2 separate regions of the Homo sapiens genome follow, and region 1 is linked to region 2. Evidence: chromatin loops called from intact Hi-C (ENCODE). Cell type or tissue: HepG2. All regions are shown on one strand. Each heading gives the region's core, and the rest is flanking DNA. Links, peaks and the distances in the headings are about the cores only.

Region 1 (8,722 bases), core at 2,859-6,858, 110 kb before region 2:
TATTTTGCATAATGCTGGCCTAATGCCCTAAAAGAGTTTAGTTACCATGGAGGCCAATTTGGAAGTGTGTTGAGCAATGTTAGCAAAGAATAGAAAGATCCTGAATGTGTGTGTGTGTTTGATGGGGGTGGGGTATTAGAGAATTCCAAATCAAAATTAAAGTAGCTTCCCGATTTGCCCTGTATGCTATTTGCCACTTTGAGTTCACATGGTATATCACATCTTTGGGTATATTCTTGCTAATCCACAAGCCCAGTGGAAAAGGCAAGAAAGGGGATGAAGTGTGTATCTAAATCCAGTGCATATGCAGGACAGTTGAACCTTCTTCCCCACTGATCTTTACCAGTCATTCATTCTGTGAAGCTTTGTATCCTCCTTTATTCTGTGACATTCTTATTTCCTCCATGTTTTAGGGTGTGAACTCTATGTGGAAATGTACTGAGCTATCAGAATAGCAAAAGGAGTCATGTATTCTGAAGTGGCTATTTTAGTTCAAATGTTACATATTTCCTATTTTCTCTTGAGAATTGTTTTGCTGTTTCAGGCAGAATTTCAAAATGAATAGACAAAACAAACAAAGCTTCAAGATTCTCTAAGCAAGGATTTCTCCTAATAGGATTTTAAAATATTTTACAGTTTTTTCTCATCTATTTTATACACTTAGACTTTCTAGCTAGGTCAAATTATTCTTTTACATTTTATTGCCATTGACTTACAATTATAATATTCACTATTATGTTGGCTTTGCCAGGAATATTTTAGTAATTTAATATTGAACGTTAATAGAATCTCTGGTACAAATATCAAGGCGTCTGACCTTAAGGATGAGAATTAAAGTTACCTGGTTGGAAGTATTGACATCTATGCTCTGTGAGGGTCTTATGTACACTGTATTACTGAGGTGTTCAGTAGCTAGCTTAGACTGAGTGGCATATTCTCCCTACAATAACTGAATGTTCTGCTCCTTCTCCTTTAATTGACAAATAATTACACTTAATTCACACATTTATTAGTACACTGAAGGTTTGCTTTGGAAGAAATATATGTTATAACGATACTAAATCACTGAATTGAATAAGGAGTAACAGCTTTTTAAAAACAGCTTTCCCACTTTGGGAGGCTGAGGTGGGCAGCTTGCCTGAGCTCAGGAGTTCGAGACCAGCCTGGGAAACACGGTGAAACCTTGTCTCTACTAAAATACAAAAAATTAGCTGGGCTTGGCGGCATGAGCCTATAGTTCCAGCTGCTGGGGATGCTGAGGCAGGAGAATTGCTTGAACCCTGGAGGTGGAAGTTGCAGTGAGCCAAGATCGGGCCACTGCACTCCACTCTAGCCCAGGCGACAGAGCGAGACTCTGTCTTAAAAAGCAAAAACAAAAAAACATGCAAACAAAAAAACAGCTTTCTTACAAAAGTAATTTGGATTCGGTACTTACATTTGTGCTCGTGCATTTTGCGCTCATTCCAGTGTAGAAATAGAGATAAGTGCTCTTTGTGATATAGCCTTTCGGTCATAGACATAAGGACTGAAGCCATAAACAACTTATAAACTAGAGAAATGAAAACTATATGCACTAAGTTGAAATTGAGTTTTCTCTAATTAAAATGTTAATAAGATTTAATGGCTTAGAGTCCCCTAAGACCTAAAGGAGCCCATAATTAAAATAAAGTGATTTTAAAGAAATTATGATAAATATTAAAATATCCAAAATTGTTTTGCTGTAAATTCTTAAACTTAGGCCGTATTTCCTTTACTGCTCTTTGCTTTTCTTTTCTCTAAGTATTTTTTTCTTTTTTAGATATATGTGTATAAGATTGTTGACTCTTTACTATGCCGATACTAGGTTAAACTAAAATAATACACATTCTCATTTAATTCTCACAATAGTCCTCTGTGGTAACAGCTTTTCTTCTCATGTTACTGGATAAAGAATTTCAAGCATGATATTCTGATTTACCTACACAAATAAGGAAAAAAAATTCCAACTTTCATATTTAAATTTATTATTTACTTATTACCTATCTGACACTACATTCAGCATCAGATAAGTGAATGTCTTGTGTGTGGTTAGTTGTAGTGAGCACAGAGCCCACCCATATTCCCAGCTTCCCTGTGGTTAGGTGTGGCCAGATGACTGTCCTGGATGAGGGAATGTGAGAGGATTAATGATGTGTCTGTTCTGAGTGGTGGCTTTTAACAATGGATGTGCCTACTTCGTGTTCTTTTCCACTTTTGCCAAAAGAGTGAAGATTACAACAAGGCCTTTCAAGATACTGGAGCCACAGGATAGAGGGAGACTTTTTTTTTGCCTAATTCACCCATGGAGAAAATCTGCCAGTGGTTCAGGAACTCCGGCAGGGGATGACTACATGATTTAGGAGTACACGTCTATTGCAATTTAGCTATTGCTTAATTTTAGATTTATTTGTGAAAGCACCTAATACTATATTAATGCAAGCTTGTTTTTATGTTTTCCTTGTTTTCTTTCCCCAAATTGCATAATGTATTCTATAAGAGACACCTGATTCTTTTCCTGCTGATGTAAATTAGAAGCTATAGTTTTCTATTTGCTATTACAGTAAATGTTGATCTTATTATCTTCCATCCAATAAACTTTCTGCAATTTCTGGCACATGCCTGTTATACTGATTATGAAATAAAAGTAATTGGTGGTTATCACTATGTTAAAAAAAAGAGAGATGAAAAGCTTCGTGAAAAGGGTGTTGATGGCCTTTTCAGTACTCACCATTAAAAATGCAAAATAAAGATTCAGACCAAGAAATATATATTATAAAATTACTGTATGTATATGTTATTAGTCTACTACTTGGTCATTTAGAGAAAATGTGGCTATTTTCAAGAATTCCATGGATGTGAAACGGACACTGCTTATGAGTGGGGGAAAACTGTGGGTTAATTCCTTAAGTGAGACTAGTTGTATAACCTTGACCAAGTCACTCATTTCAGTGGAACTTGGCCTCACCTCATATTCATAACAACAATTTCTAATATTTACAGAGTCTTTTCTCTGTATCAAAAAATGGCCTAGGTTTTTTCCACATATTAATTCATTTAATCCCCACAATATTATGGGACAGTACTATTTTGCCCCATTTTATAGAACAATAAGTTAAAGTATCTTGACTAAAGTCATTCAGCTAACTGGTAGCAAAGTTAAGCTTGAACTGCCAGTCTGGCTCCGGAGTAAGTACTATTAACCAGTTTCCTAATGATTCTCAAACTACAGAGTGCACCAGAATCACCTGGAGAGCTTGTTAAAATACAAATTGGTGTGTCTCAAACCCAGAGTTTCTGATGCACTAGGTCGGGGGTGGTGCCTGAGAATTTGCATTTCTAACCAGTTTCCGAGTGTTGCTGATGCCACTGGTTCAGGGACCACCTGGTGAGAAGCACTATGGTATACTATACTGCCTTTCTTCTCCAGGATTTTGATTATGTATAATTTCTTTTACATGTGTGTTCATTCAAATTAATTAAATTACATTTTAAGAAACTGTTTTAAGTACTCAGCTTTTATATTTCAAAAATACAGCATAAGGTCTATCAAAATGAATTCTTCTTGCCTTTTTCTTTAGATTATTTAAGCACGTTAAATGAATAATAAATGAAAGAATTGTCTTATTTGAGCTAAAAGGTACGATATCAATGAAAATCATTTTCTTAGCTATTTGATTACCATTATTTAATTGATACTAGCACTTTCACATTTTATGTTCCTCCTTAGAAACGCTTTAATTCCCAGTTTATATGCTAATTTATGTGGTCAAATTTTAATCCTTGCTATGTTTTTCCATTTTCAAAAGTTTCCTTGAAGTCACTTTTCCCCCCATAGCACATTTTCCACAATTACCTGATAAGTTCTATTTATAGTCTCTAAATTTTTAAACATTGTGTTTAATCTTCCTTGTATATCCTTTATAAAATCAAAGATATATATTTTGGACAGTTTGAAAGAAGATAGAAAATGGAGATAAAAAACAACATTAGAATAGTATAAGAAAATTATGAAAATATAAATTAATGAAAGAACCTAAAAAAAGAAAAAAGCAAAAATACAAATGTATATATTTAAGTAATTCTGAATTATGTATAATTTTTATTTATATAAAATATATATTTGTGTATATATATAAAATGACTGCCTAGATATGCAGTGATTTAGTATACAATGTGTTTTCATGTATTCAGGAGCTGTCATATAAATAGTAGAACATAAGAGTATTTTTCATAGATTCCGCTGTAAATTTAGTTTATGTTTAAGTGAGAAACTTTGATCCAGATAGCCTCAAAATATAAGTAAAATACATAACTTTCAATCAAAATGTATGAAATGGAAACAATAAAGAGCATGTTGGTTTTGCTGATGTTAAGGGTTTTTGTCTGTCTTGAGATTTGAGTAGGAATATCTCCCTCAGGATCATTTGCCTTCTAAAGCATCTAGGGGTTTGGAATCATGACCAGGGAGAGAGATTCCGAAATGCGAGAAGATACTGTAAGAAAAAAAAAAAAAAGGAAAGAAGCAAAAAGTAAAATAAGTGAAGGGAACATGTCCTAATTAAAAACACTTTTCTATCTTTTAGAAGCCCCAAAATGCACACAGATGAAAGCAGCACTGCTTGTTTTATTAGTTGCCTAACCAATCAATACCATCCTGGAAGCAACAACTGTATAAACACAAAGCCTCCAGCAAATGCTTTGTAGAGCCACCTGCACTCTGATCTAAAATGAACCGGAGTGACATTTCAAACATTCTCATGAGAAGTTTTCTACTTTCTCAGGATACAACATTCCACATTGTCCATAAGACTATTGGAATATGTTCAGCAGCATTTTCATTCCAGTATGCACAGTACAATGTTTTCAAATCGTAGAAGATGTGTTTGTCCTTGATGTTGAGCACATAAAGCTGATATTTTGCTGTTACTATTTCAAAAAGATTATTAAAGTAGTTACAACATGTTCCTGTTAAGTACTATTGCATGTATTCCTGATTCATATTTTTTTATTTGTTTTTCTTTCCATGTTAGAGCTGCAACTAACCGAGTTGTGTTTTCTTTAAAAATTTATCTTCTTTTGTACCACCAGGGTTATGTAAAATAGGTCTTTGTATAAACCTAAACCAAAATGTACTTAAAATATTTAGTTAAATTTGTAAATATGATTTTTCCTTTACAATAAAACAAAGACATTATTTATTCATTACTGCAAAATAGCTTAGTCTGGAAATTTTAGTTAGCATTGATTTATAAGTAGTTTTTAAAATAAAAATAGGTAACCATAAATGTCAGTTTATGCTAAATATTGTGGTAAAATTTTGTTCATTTACTTAGTTGATATTTATCACAACAATGTGTGTGGTAAATACTCTCAATATTTCATGAGAAAAGTAGAAGTTAGAAAAACTAAGCGACTTTTCCTAAACAACCAGTAGGTGTTTAAGCATAAACTTGAACACAATTCTAACTCCAAAGCTTAAGTCCAAAGAGGAATTCTTTTACCTCATTGCTATTCTCAATAGCAACACACTGAAAATTGAGTTGATTACCTATTTACTGCGTTTTGGCCCTTTTGTGTATAAGAATTATGTGGTAATTTGTAGAAATAAAAAGTTCACAGTCATTAATGAAAATAAAATCCACAAGAGAATTCTATGGTGATAATTGCATATGTTTAAATTTTTCCTGGGAAGGCAAGTTGAGGGGATGGCAGAGGAAATATGGGGATGGTTAATGGGTATAAAAAAAAAATAGAAAGAATGAATAACACATACCATTGTGATACTATTTGATCACACAACCAAATGACTATAGTCAATGTTTAGTTGTACATTTAAAAATAACTGAAAAAAGTTAAGATGATAAATATTATGTTATGTATATCTACCATTAAAAATAAAAATAACAACAATCTACATTTTTCATCCTTATGCATAGACTTTCATATGAGGCGTCTAAGATTTTGTCGAATATAAAAGAAAATAAGCCTATCAGCTTAACAATACATTTTAGTTGTAATTTTAATACTATTAACTATAATTTTACTTGTATATTAGTTAAGTAGTTATATATTAATAAAAATAGGTTATTTATCTGTACTTCCTGGATGCCAGATATTAATTCATTGATTACTAATACATTAGTAATCAATTCATTAACTCATTGACATTAATCAATTTATAGGTTTAGGAAACATGATAAACATGATGGATGTAGAACTTTCTTGCAGAGTTTATACTCTAGCAAAGGATATATACATGAAAGAAACAAATTATAGAAATAATTATTTAACTATAATTTTGATAAACGTCAGCAAGCGGAAGTGCAGGGTGCTTAGAGAACACTGAACCTCACACATGCTTTTGGGTGGAGGTGAGATTTGGAAAACTTTCCTAAGGGAATAATAGTAAGCTAATATATGAATGATAAGGAGAAGTTAGTTGGTAAAGTGTGAAGAATAATGGAGATCAGAAAAAATTATTTTATTCTAATTCTCTTCAGAAGCATGTACATTTATTGTTAGCATCGTTGAAGGACCAGATTTTTAGGGAGAGACACGAAGCATATAAAATTTTGGAAAGGAGACTCTTTAATAAAAAGAGTGCAGTTTGTACTTGGTTCAAGATGGCTGGCTAAAGACAAGGATGCTAGTTCTCCTCAAAAGTAGTCAAAATGACAGATAATTATTAACTCAAATAGAATATTAAAGAGAAAATACTAGAACTCCACAGAGAAATCATGGGAAAAAACTGCAGCACAGAATAAAAGAGGAGGCAAGAGAGCAACTCTACTGGCAAAGATCACCTAGGAGCCTCAAGGGAGTTGGTATTGCACGGAAAGGGTAAGTGGGAGTATTTTGGTTGCCCTCATCTCTACTGCAGACTGCTGGTACCCAAACTGTGGGGGAGCCTCTCTGCCCTTGCATTCCTGGACTCTAGTGTGAGTGGTGACTTGGGGATTTCTTGAGGGTATTACACCTGACTGTGGACCCTTGCCAGGTTGCTCACCCTCCTTTCAGACTCGAGCAGCTGCAGCAGGGCATCATTTTGGGGGCATGAGAATTGAGAGACTATGTCCTACCCAGGGAACCTCAGATATTGTGTCTCCATATCCAAAAAGATCTCACGAACATTTCTTACTGTCTGTTCTGAGGCAAGCATTGGCACAGTGCTGGTTGGAGCCAAGGAAGCTGCAGGGTTCCCAGTATTGTAGCCTTCTGGGACTGCTACTCCTACTGGAAGGGAAAGTGCAGAGCACCAAGAAGGTAGCCCATGGAACAAAAGACGCCAAAGGGCACACTTTCCAGTGCATTAGAGCTCCCTGCTTGGGGTTGTGAGGGGACAGATTAGCTTCCAGCAGGGGCACAATATCTGCGCTTAGCTCTGCAAGAGAGGCGTGAAATTATATCTTATTGACCAAAGGACCTCTGTGCTAGATCCCAAGCATAGAGACAGGGACTTTTCTTCCCACTCCACCCACTGATGCAGACACAGCCAGTTACTGCTCGCATGGGAAACTGGCACAGGTGAGCCACAGTACAGCCTGTCTGAGGCTGTGAGGGACAACTGTCTTCCCACTGTCAGTGTAGCCTCCCATGGAGTTTGTGTGAAAAGCAAGCCTGCCACCCCGCTATCCCTGCCCCCCACCCCTCTCTGCATAGAGCTGCAGTGTTTCGGCAGTAGAATGCCACAGAGCTATGTGTTTTGCGGGGGCTGCGGAGGAGGATCCCCCACTGCAGACACAAAGAGATAGCATGGAAGCTTGTTGTTGAGCTGCCCAGCTGGCTGGCTGCTACAGCTCTTGGCTACATTGTAGTCTGAAAATAAATAGCAGTTGTGAATAAACTGAATAACCTGAGTGCCACACAGGGCATGACAGGGAAAGAGATCACATTCCACCTGCTGAGACAGGGGTTATGAAACAGCCCTTCCCCTCAATATAGAGACCTCTGTGCATTTCACCAGGGCCCTGATGACTCCTCTGCCACCCCATTAATGCTGACCATTATAAGGAGGGCCTGGAGTATGGGCTTGTCCTGTCCAGCTCAGCCCAGCTTTGTCTCCCACCTCCATTTGATCATGGAGCCCAGACTGCTACATATTCCATAGCCCAGACCATTTCTTGAGGCACTGAAGAGCTTAGCTCCTGGTAAACAAAGATCAAGCATAAACCTACTGATACCACCACAGCCGGCTCTTATCTGCAAGTGCTGCCTCCGGGCCTGGAGGTGGAACTGCACTTCCCAAGGCAAAATTTACTGTCACAAGGACACAGCACTTGGGAATGAGACCTCTGCCACCCCAGCTACACAGGGGGCCATGAGCCTGTTCAACACACCCAGTATACCACTACTACTGGTGTTTGAGAAAATTACCACACTAAAGCTATCTATAACCAAGGAATTAATATAGTCTTCACTAATGAAAGCACCCAGAAGCAAAGCCAAACAATTCTACTCAACATATATTATAGTGACATCCTAAATAATTTAAAAAGTCCCATCTAAATGAAAGCAGATTCAAAAATAAGAAGTGACAGTTCCTCTAGTTGAGAAGGAATCAGCATAACAATTCTGGAAGTATGGAAAAATAGAGTTCTAAGACACCTCCAAAGGATCACACTAACTCTCCAGCTATGAATCCTAAAATTTGTGAAATGCCAGAAATCAAAACATTGATTTAAATAAAGCTCAATAAGCTCCAAGA
Region 2 (8,722 bases), core at 2,708-6,707:
CTAAAAGAGAAGTGGAAGAAAAATTATTCTTGTTTTAATATTTTATAATCTTAAAGTATGAAGATACTCTCAATTTATAGAAGCAAAGCAGAAACCATAAATGGAAAGGTAGGCATTACATCAAATAAGATATAATCAATGTGAATCAAACTTTTTTATTTTAAATATTAATTATTTGAATTCAGTGTGTCTTTTATTGTCAATATGCTGATAATATGATTGTTTGGCTTCATACAATTTCATTGCAACACCTACTGTGTCTAACACAATAAGGATATTTATTGATAATTTTATTTAGTTGGAACTAAACTAGCCGTCACAAAATTGACAAGTGGCCTAAAATGACTCTTTTAAAGATAATACAAATAAAATAAGCACATTACCAAAAACAGCAGAGTAATAGTTCTTTCACTACAAGTTATTTCAGCCACAATGTGAGCTGAAAAAATGACAATGATAAGTAGTGCAAAAAATAAGTTGAAAGTATCAGGATTTTTTGAAATACAGATTTACAACCACTATAATAAATACTGAACTTTATCTAGTATGTATATATTTTATGCTACATGTATTATACAATGGTAAATATAACATTTTCATATATTACTGTCTTTAATACCAAACATAGAAATAAACTAAATTTAGACCCCGGCATTAAAATTTGTTTATTCACAAATATTAAAATATTTTTGAAATCATGAACCATGTCTAACTAACCTGCTCCTAAGAAAATATATAATTAGGGCTAATGCAAGTTTCATTAAAAAAATTGTATGTTGTTCATTAGTAAATAGAAATAAAATAATTGACATTGATTTGTTTCATTTGGTTTACCTTAATTTCTGTGTGAATATTGTGTGATATACATAAAGCAATGTGTTATATAAATCATAGATAAATGTAATATTTATTGGGGTGGTACTTAAAGTATTTCAGTGCCAAGGATTCAAGTACATTTGTGGTTTTTTCTTAAAAGATAAATATCATAGTTTGTATATCCATTGGTAGAAAAAACAAAAATGGTGGAAAGAATACATAATAATGCCAAGGTAAATGGTGAAGCCAGAGTTCAAATTCAGGTCTCTGAATTCTGAGACTAGACCCTCTGCCATTTAATATACAACATCACCTAAAGTCAAAAATCTTAAGTTGCTTTTCAGGACTTCAAATACATTCTGACTATCTCTCCAGCCTTTGAGGTACTTTCATGCAGTTGATAGACTTTCTGGGAAGAATATTATGACAGCAAACAATGTTGCATGTAATGATTTTGGTGATTAGAAGACCTGCTCCTCAATCTACATATATTTCTATTCACACAAAAGATATTTGGGACAGAAAAATTCTTTTAAACCTGAAATTTGGTGCCTAAGTTATTGTCAGGTCACAATAGTGTAAAAATTAAAATGGTCTGGTCTATTTCCATCTTCAACCAGCTCTTTCTATTCAAGAAACATGGAAGTAATAAAACAACATTAAAAGTACGCAATGGGTTTCTTAAAAGTTTTGTTTCATTTTGCTTATCAAAGTTACAAGTCTAATATTAATCCTTTTGAAGCCTAGTAAGTGAAGATTAAAGCATTCTAACATCTATCTATAGGTGTGCCATAATGAATTATGATCCTTACCTAATTCCATGTAATGGAAAAGCTCCAGTAAGTAACAAACTTAATCAGTGCAGTGGCACAGAAGATCAATCTTTGATTCCTATATTCACAAACTGGTTATTTGGTCACATTAGAGAGCAGGCTGAGTGTTGGAACAGATTCCTAGAAATGATGGATGTAATTGTCAAAGCTGCCAGGGTCAATGTATAATGTTCATAAAAGAACCAACCCAATTCAAGCACCTTCCATTTATCATTTATGCAATTTGACCCCTAGTTCTCTTTATAACATATAAAGGAGAAACAACTGCCATGTTCACTCCATTGGAATCTTGTGCACTTTCCACTATCATTCAGGTCACAGCCTTTTTTAGACTGGGGTTATTTGTACATAACTTTCCCTTCTCTGAGGGCATTGGGACAATTAATTGAAATATGGATTTAAAGAAGATAGAAATAGATCCATGAATCTGTATGTAATCGCCATGTTACCATATAGAATGTTTTGAAATCCCCAGTCAGAATCTTTCTGATTCATCATCTACTTACTGTTATAATACACACTCAACTTTGACATTGGCAATATTGTGTTGAGAATTATTCCAATAACCAGCATTTTACAGGTGGGTTTTTCTTATGAAATTTGCACGTGCTAAAGTGTTAGGTGTACAAAAATTTAAAAGAAAACCTCAAATAAATACATATTAATGTCATATATATTTTCAATTGGAGAACAATATAAGGAACTTTTATTTATTTTGCTTGAACAATTGGTCTTCTGTGGCAATTGATGAATTAAATGGACACTATCACAGATGAGTTCAGTTACAATTATACATATTATTAATTCTAGAGTCTTATCAAGAAAAACAGCTGTTTGGAATTCTTGGCTCTTTGTTTTTAGATTTGTGTATTTACAACACTTCCATAAAAGTGTGTTCTTACTGGATATTTGCATTAGAATGTAAGCTCATGAGGACAACGCTTACTCTTGGCCAGATTTTAGATTTCTAGAAGAATGAGTACATTGTAGAGGCTCAGTATTTACTGAAAGAAAAAAATAAGAGAAAGAAGGAAAGAAACAGTAATACAGAAAGGAAAGTGAACAAAGAGTATAATGCATATTATTTTAAAATATGCAGATATTGAAGTGATTTGTGGGGTATTTCCAAAATTAGATATGATTCATTATGATATTATTACCCACATCAATGACACTATTACCCACTTTCTGAAACTAAAGCAGTATATTTCCTAAATTACAATAGATATTTATCTGTTTTAAAAACAGCAAGGTGATCTTACGGAAAATGCAAGTAACGTGAAAAAGGAGCAATCATAACTAAAATGATGTAACATTGAAAAGTGCCTCACTGGTTTTCTTCTTCACTTCAGGATAAGTATATCCTTAAATATACTTCAAAACACTGTAATAAGAAAAATAGCTCTCCAAAACCTAATACTAAATAGAAAATTAGTATCAAGTGACCTAAAATGTAACTTAAATGAAAATGTCACAAACAGTCAACAGATAGTTTCTAAATGTCAAAATAAGCCTGTCACTCTGCAAGAAGCTCAGAGAAGCGTAGTCCTTTCTCTTCTGAGTGTGCAGTTCTAGCAGGCACAGAGATAAATGAGAAATAATAAATGTGATAACTGCTGTAATAGGCAAATACAGAAAGTATACTGAAAATAAGGGCAACAATTTTGACAAACAAAACATTAATAAACAATTGAAACTACAAAAAAGACTCATAATTTTAATAAATTTTGCCTTCTTCATCTCTTCTCAAGAAAACAAATGCCTCTGCTTTATTGGGTGACATGATCATAAGGAGATGTAACAGCTCTGATTTGTATTACTGAATCTCATTTTCCTCATTTGTGAAACACGAGTTTAAAAATCCTTTTGAAGGTCAAATGAGAATATTTGATATTATTGTGTAAACTGTCAAGTGCTACACAAATATTAGTCATTTTTTTCCACAATTGTTTTTAGCATGTGTATGTCACATGGTTAACGTAGCATTCTCATAAAAGAAACCTTGAAATGTCTCTCCTACTCAATTTTTATTTTGCAACTATTTTCAGTCATTATTATGTATGATATGCTTTTTAGGGGCATTTGAATTTTAAAGAGAATAAGTAAAAACTGAAAGGAGAAGGACAATGAAATTATGAGATTACAGTCATAATAATTTCATTGATTAATTTTTCATAGAACTATATTATATTGCTCCCAAAAGATTTTCCGAGAAATTAAAAAATGCTGCACCACCATTTGAAATGGCTGTACAACTGCTGCTTAGGTTAGAGTTAACTTTTTTTTAAGCCTGAAAATACAGTTATATTTTCATATAATAAAATAGGGAAAATAGGATTTTTAGTGCTACTTGCTCTCACCAGAAATAATCATAACCTTTAAACTGTTATTTATGTTAAATTAAATTTTTCATTTTTACTACCTCATGTTTTAGATGAGGCATGTATTTTTTAATGTATTTCCACACTGTTATTGTACCTGTATGATAAACTGCTGACTTACATTCATACCATAATTATTTTTTAGTTTTATTTCTCTGTTCCTAAAGAATCACAGAAGTAAAGAATTGTATTTATGCTTGTATTTTTCAGCAACCTTATGTCAGAAAATGATGCATATTACTGTAGAAATCATATATGCAAGTCCAAAGGGAGATGATGAAAAAGAAAACAAGCTTTAAAGTCTACACATTCCTAACACCGCATTAGGAACTCAGCACTCATAGTGAAATCAAAGAATGATCACACTCAACTCCATCTCAGACCTAGACTGAAATATCAAACTTCAAAAAGAAAAGAAAGTTAAGAACTTTAGGCTAATCAAAATTTTCCAACATAGTTAACATTATTGCTGCCTTCATCGCACTAGAAAACATAAACAAGAATCCAAGTTTTGTATATGCTTAAATAAAAATATTTTTATTTCTATCCATTATGACATATAAGCAAGTAGTAAAATAAAAGCACAATAAAATGATGTATAGAATTGTCTCAGTCTAAAAAAATTCAATTGAGACTATTAATTTTATGAAAACTATAAAGAATTCTTCATGAAATTATATTATACACTAATTTTTAGCATTCTACTTACATTTTACATCATCAACAAATTAAAGGAAACATTTAAACGTTATTTTTTCAATTTTATTATTCTATTACAATAATCTTTTTGACATAAGTATTTCAAATAAAACATTCAAAATAAATTCTAGGTGCTGATTTGAGCTTTTGATGTAATCATACTTCTGTACCCATAGTAATGTGAAGTTAAACTTTCTCCTCACAATGTAGATCTTTTATAACAACAGTGTTATTCTTTTCTCTGACACAAACCCTGTGATATCACACAGTATCCATATACTGTATCGATACATTACATGGCTCCAAACAGTAGGCTTCAAATAAATGAAAAAATTATATTTGTGACAAAATTCTAGAAAAGGGAATGGTAAAGTGGGAGAATAATTTCTAACTTTTTAACTCTGGGTCAGTGGATTTGGGTACATTTAGATGGACACACATATTTGCACACTGCAAGTGTGCACATGTGTATATATATTTATATGTGTTACCCAAAATATATGGATTGTGTAATCATTTAATCTACGCTTTTACATTTATGAAATTTGATAAGGGATTATCTTACCTATATTCAATTTGATGTAAAGCCAATAAAATCTCTGTCAACATTCATTTTAATTAATCCAATAATGTTAATTGCTGATAGCTTCATTCTCCTTGTTCCCTGTTGGCAACCAGAAAGGTAATTCTCCCTCTAACTTAGCTGTCAGGATGCCATCCAGGAGAGATTGTCGTCTTGCTTTTCACTGTGACCTCTGACCCCACCACTGTCTTCCTGTAACAGTCCTATCTTCGGGTATTTAATGAACTTTATACATGGCTAAAAGGTTAAAAGTGCAGTGAAATGTTAGGCCCTGCTGCGAAATGTTCCATTGTTTCTATATGTCTAATTGACCTTTCATGTTATGCAAGACAAGAAAAGCAAACCAATAGGTTTCTTAGTATCCAGTCCAACACAGTCTTTATTATTAATATGCTAAACATGTTTCTTTCAAGGCATTGACACCTAAACACTGCTAGAAGTATCAAAATGACTTCTCATTAATAACCATTATATTAATCACTGTTGCCCAGAACTAGAATCTAACTGCGAAATCCCCTGGTGGAAATTGCTATAATCGTTCAAACTACAGGAATGAATATTTTTCAGCATAATTACTGCTGTCGTCTTACTGAAAAATATCCCATTAGATGGCAGCTTTTAGTTACATAAATTGTGTTGATTAATTTTTAATTTCCAGCATTTATATGACATTGCACAAGTAAAGATCTTTGATAATTTAAATGGTTAGCTGAGCAATTATTAAAATAACTCACAGCAATTGAAACATTCATTTACTTACTAGAAGTGCCGTACGTCATTAACTCCTGATTAAAACAAAGTTGGCAAATTGCAAGTGCTGAATTGATCACTAAGATATTTATCTCATGGTGTTTAATAAAACTATTTGTGCCATGTATGATGCCTCAGCTGCAAGGATGAAACTTTAGTATAAATGTGTCAAAGCGAAGGAATCTAAACAATACTGGCAACATGGCATCTCAACTGTGTGCTCAAGCGCACATCTGTGGCTCTAGGCAGGCAACTTAAATGCTCTATAACATTACCATTTGTATCTAACCCAGTAACTCTTTCATTTAAAACAAACAAAAGTTTCCATACTTACAAGAAAACAATGAGTTCTTAGTCTTACTTGTGTAATTTATGTTTTTATCGACTTGTTTGAATCTTCATCTTAACTGTGAATTCTCAGATAACTTTCAGTTTCTTTATCAGTAAATTGAGAAGGTAACTGTGCTTATTTCATAACGCTGTACTATGGGATAATATAACTCAAGAAATGTAAATTTGCCTAGATAACATATGGGATGTACTGAGCAATAAATCATCCTTCTCATTATAATGTCTATCACAATTTTTTCAAATGTAAGGCAATAATGAAAAGATAAATGTTTTATACCTGAAAATAAATGTCTTTTGGTTCTTAATGTCTCTCTGCATTAGTCTTCATAAGCTAAACACAAAAACACCCATGTATTTGGTTTTCAGCTGAGTTGACTATCAATTTTTAGGGTTTAATTAAACAGAATAAAAATTTCAAAAATAGATGACTAGATAAGAGAAACCACACTTTTATCATAAATAATAATTATTCCCAAGTCCCACTGCAACTGCAAACTTGAAAGAAAAATTAAATCTGAAATATTGCAATATTGTAACATCTAAAATTTATATTTTGAAGTCAGGTGGCTCATGCATGTAATCCCACCTCTTTGGGAGACTAAGAAGGGAGGATTGCTCCAGGCCAGGAGGCCGAGACCAGCCCAGACAACATAGCAAGACCTACCTAAACAAAATAAATAAATTAATTACATAAACTGGGCATGGTGGCACACATCTGTAGTCCTAGTTACTCAAAAGTTAATGTTGCAGTTACCTGTGATCACACGCTGCACTTCAGCCTGGGCCACAGAGCAAGACTTTGTCTCTAAAAAATAATAAAATAAAATAAAAGCATTTTAAGGTATTTTTTGGAAGTTTGTATAATTGCTCCCAAAACATAGACAGTGTTTAAATTTGAGTACTTCATGAGGAATTGGTAGAGAAAATTGTTCATGTTGTTTTCCAAAAATCAGGATAAATTTGTTACAGTTTCATATACAAATGTCTAATACCTTTTGTAAAATAAATGCTGACAAAATTCAAGAAGTTGTCTCTATAGCCTTTTCCCTCAAAATATTCATAGTTCAATAGGAGAATGAGGAGGAGCAATAATTACAATGTACTGTGACAAGTGTTACAATATATACAATTAAGTAACTTAAGTGGAAAGGAAGTTCTTAACTGGGTTTAGAGGGGTTTTGGAAGCCTTCCCAGGGCGGGGACAGTTGAGTGGATCTTGAAGGATAAGAATTTGCAAGAAAAGTGTTTGGGGGAACAATATTGTAGGAAAAAGAAACATTGTTTGTTTCAATGAGTGAAGTACTAAGAGTGCATATGGTCCCATCTGTCCCGTTCTTAGAACATACTAGGAGCACAATAAATATTTGTTTAATCAATGAATGAATCAATGAATGAAATATATTGGGAAAAGTGTTCCAGAAGGGATTTTAAAAATCCTGTAAATGAAAGGTAAACACCCTTGACTATAATTTTTCCTGTTTTTCTCTACGTTATTGTGATGTTTTTCTAACTCATAAGCTCTGTTTTACTTTTTTGGTCCTTTCACAAATATCATCCAAGTTTCCTGAGACGACTCCTCTCTTGATCCTGGATATTATATTTATCTCTGATACTCCTTTGTGTGTGGTCCTGGATTTGTATGCCCACTGATACATAACTCACCTCTGGCACTGCTCTGTAATACAGAGGCCTGGCTCCTGGGAGGCATGGCTCCTAGGCTCCCATAAAATTATTTCCTGTTTGACTTCAGACAAGGGGTGATAATGGGGAGATTAGAGAACAAGAAGATGAGAAATGCCAGAGTGTGTTTTCCCCTCCTCCTTAGCAGGGGATAAGTATCCACAGTGATTCCATGGCCTGCCAGATAGTTCACCATGTTTCTATTTTCTACATAGTGACCCTAATCCCAGACTCTTCTAACACCATTTCCTCCAATTGTCTTCTCTAAAGGATTTGGGGATTATTTTTGGAGATTTAAATATAAAATATGAGTCTATGTTTCCAATGCAGTGTGCTTTCTATAATACTACAGTGTTACATCATTGAATATATTTGACAAAGAAATTACAAACTATAACTAATGTAAGAGGAAAATAAATGATGGAGAATAAGGAAGAAAAAAGGCATTTTGCCAGTAAGGAATGTTTTTGACTTCATATAACAGATAAATTAAGCATGGATTAAACAGACAGGGATTTCTATTTTTCAGATGTGAACCAGTCATAGTTAGGCAGTTGCTGCCATTGATCAGTTGCTCTGCTACGTGGTAGTAGCAGTGATTCTTTTGCTATTTTCTCCATGGAACATGC

Evidence for each region. Peaks named below come from ENCODE experiments on the same cell type or tissue, not always from the same donor. Only the 100,000 strongest peaks of a DNase experiment are listed, where the experiment ranks them.
Region 1: it touches region 2 in a loop (5-fold over the local background); 1 of 110 quality-filtered maps calls a loop at or near these places.

What each region holds. Positions count from the first base shown.
Region 1 is chr3:146,650,813-146,659,534 of GRCh38, forward strand. No RefSeq gene overlaps it. Among named protein-coding and RNA genes, the nearest start is that of PLSCR5, 50 kb to the left of the region's middle. In HepG2, for the core only: no CTCF peak of the experiment used is centred there; a DNase peak (open chromatin) is centred at 4,709.
Region 2 is chr3:146,762,901-146,771,622 of GRCh38, forward strand. No RefSeq gene overlaps it. Among named protein-coding and RNA genes, the nearest start is that of LINC02010, 150 kb to the right of the region's middle. In HepG2, for the core only: no CTCF peak of the experiment used is centred there; no DNase peak of the experiment used is centred there.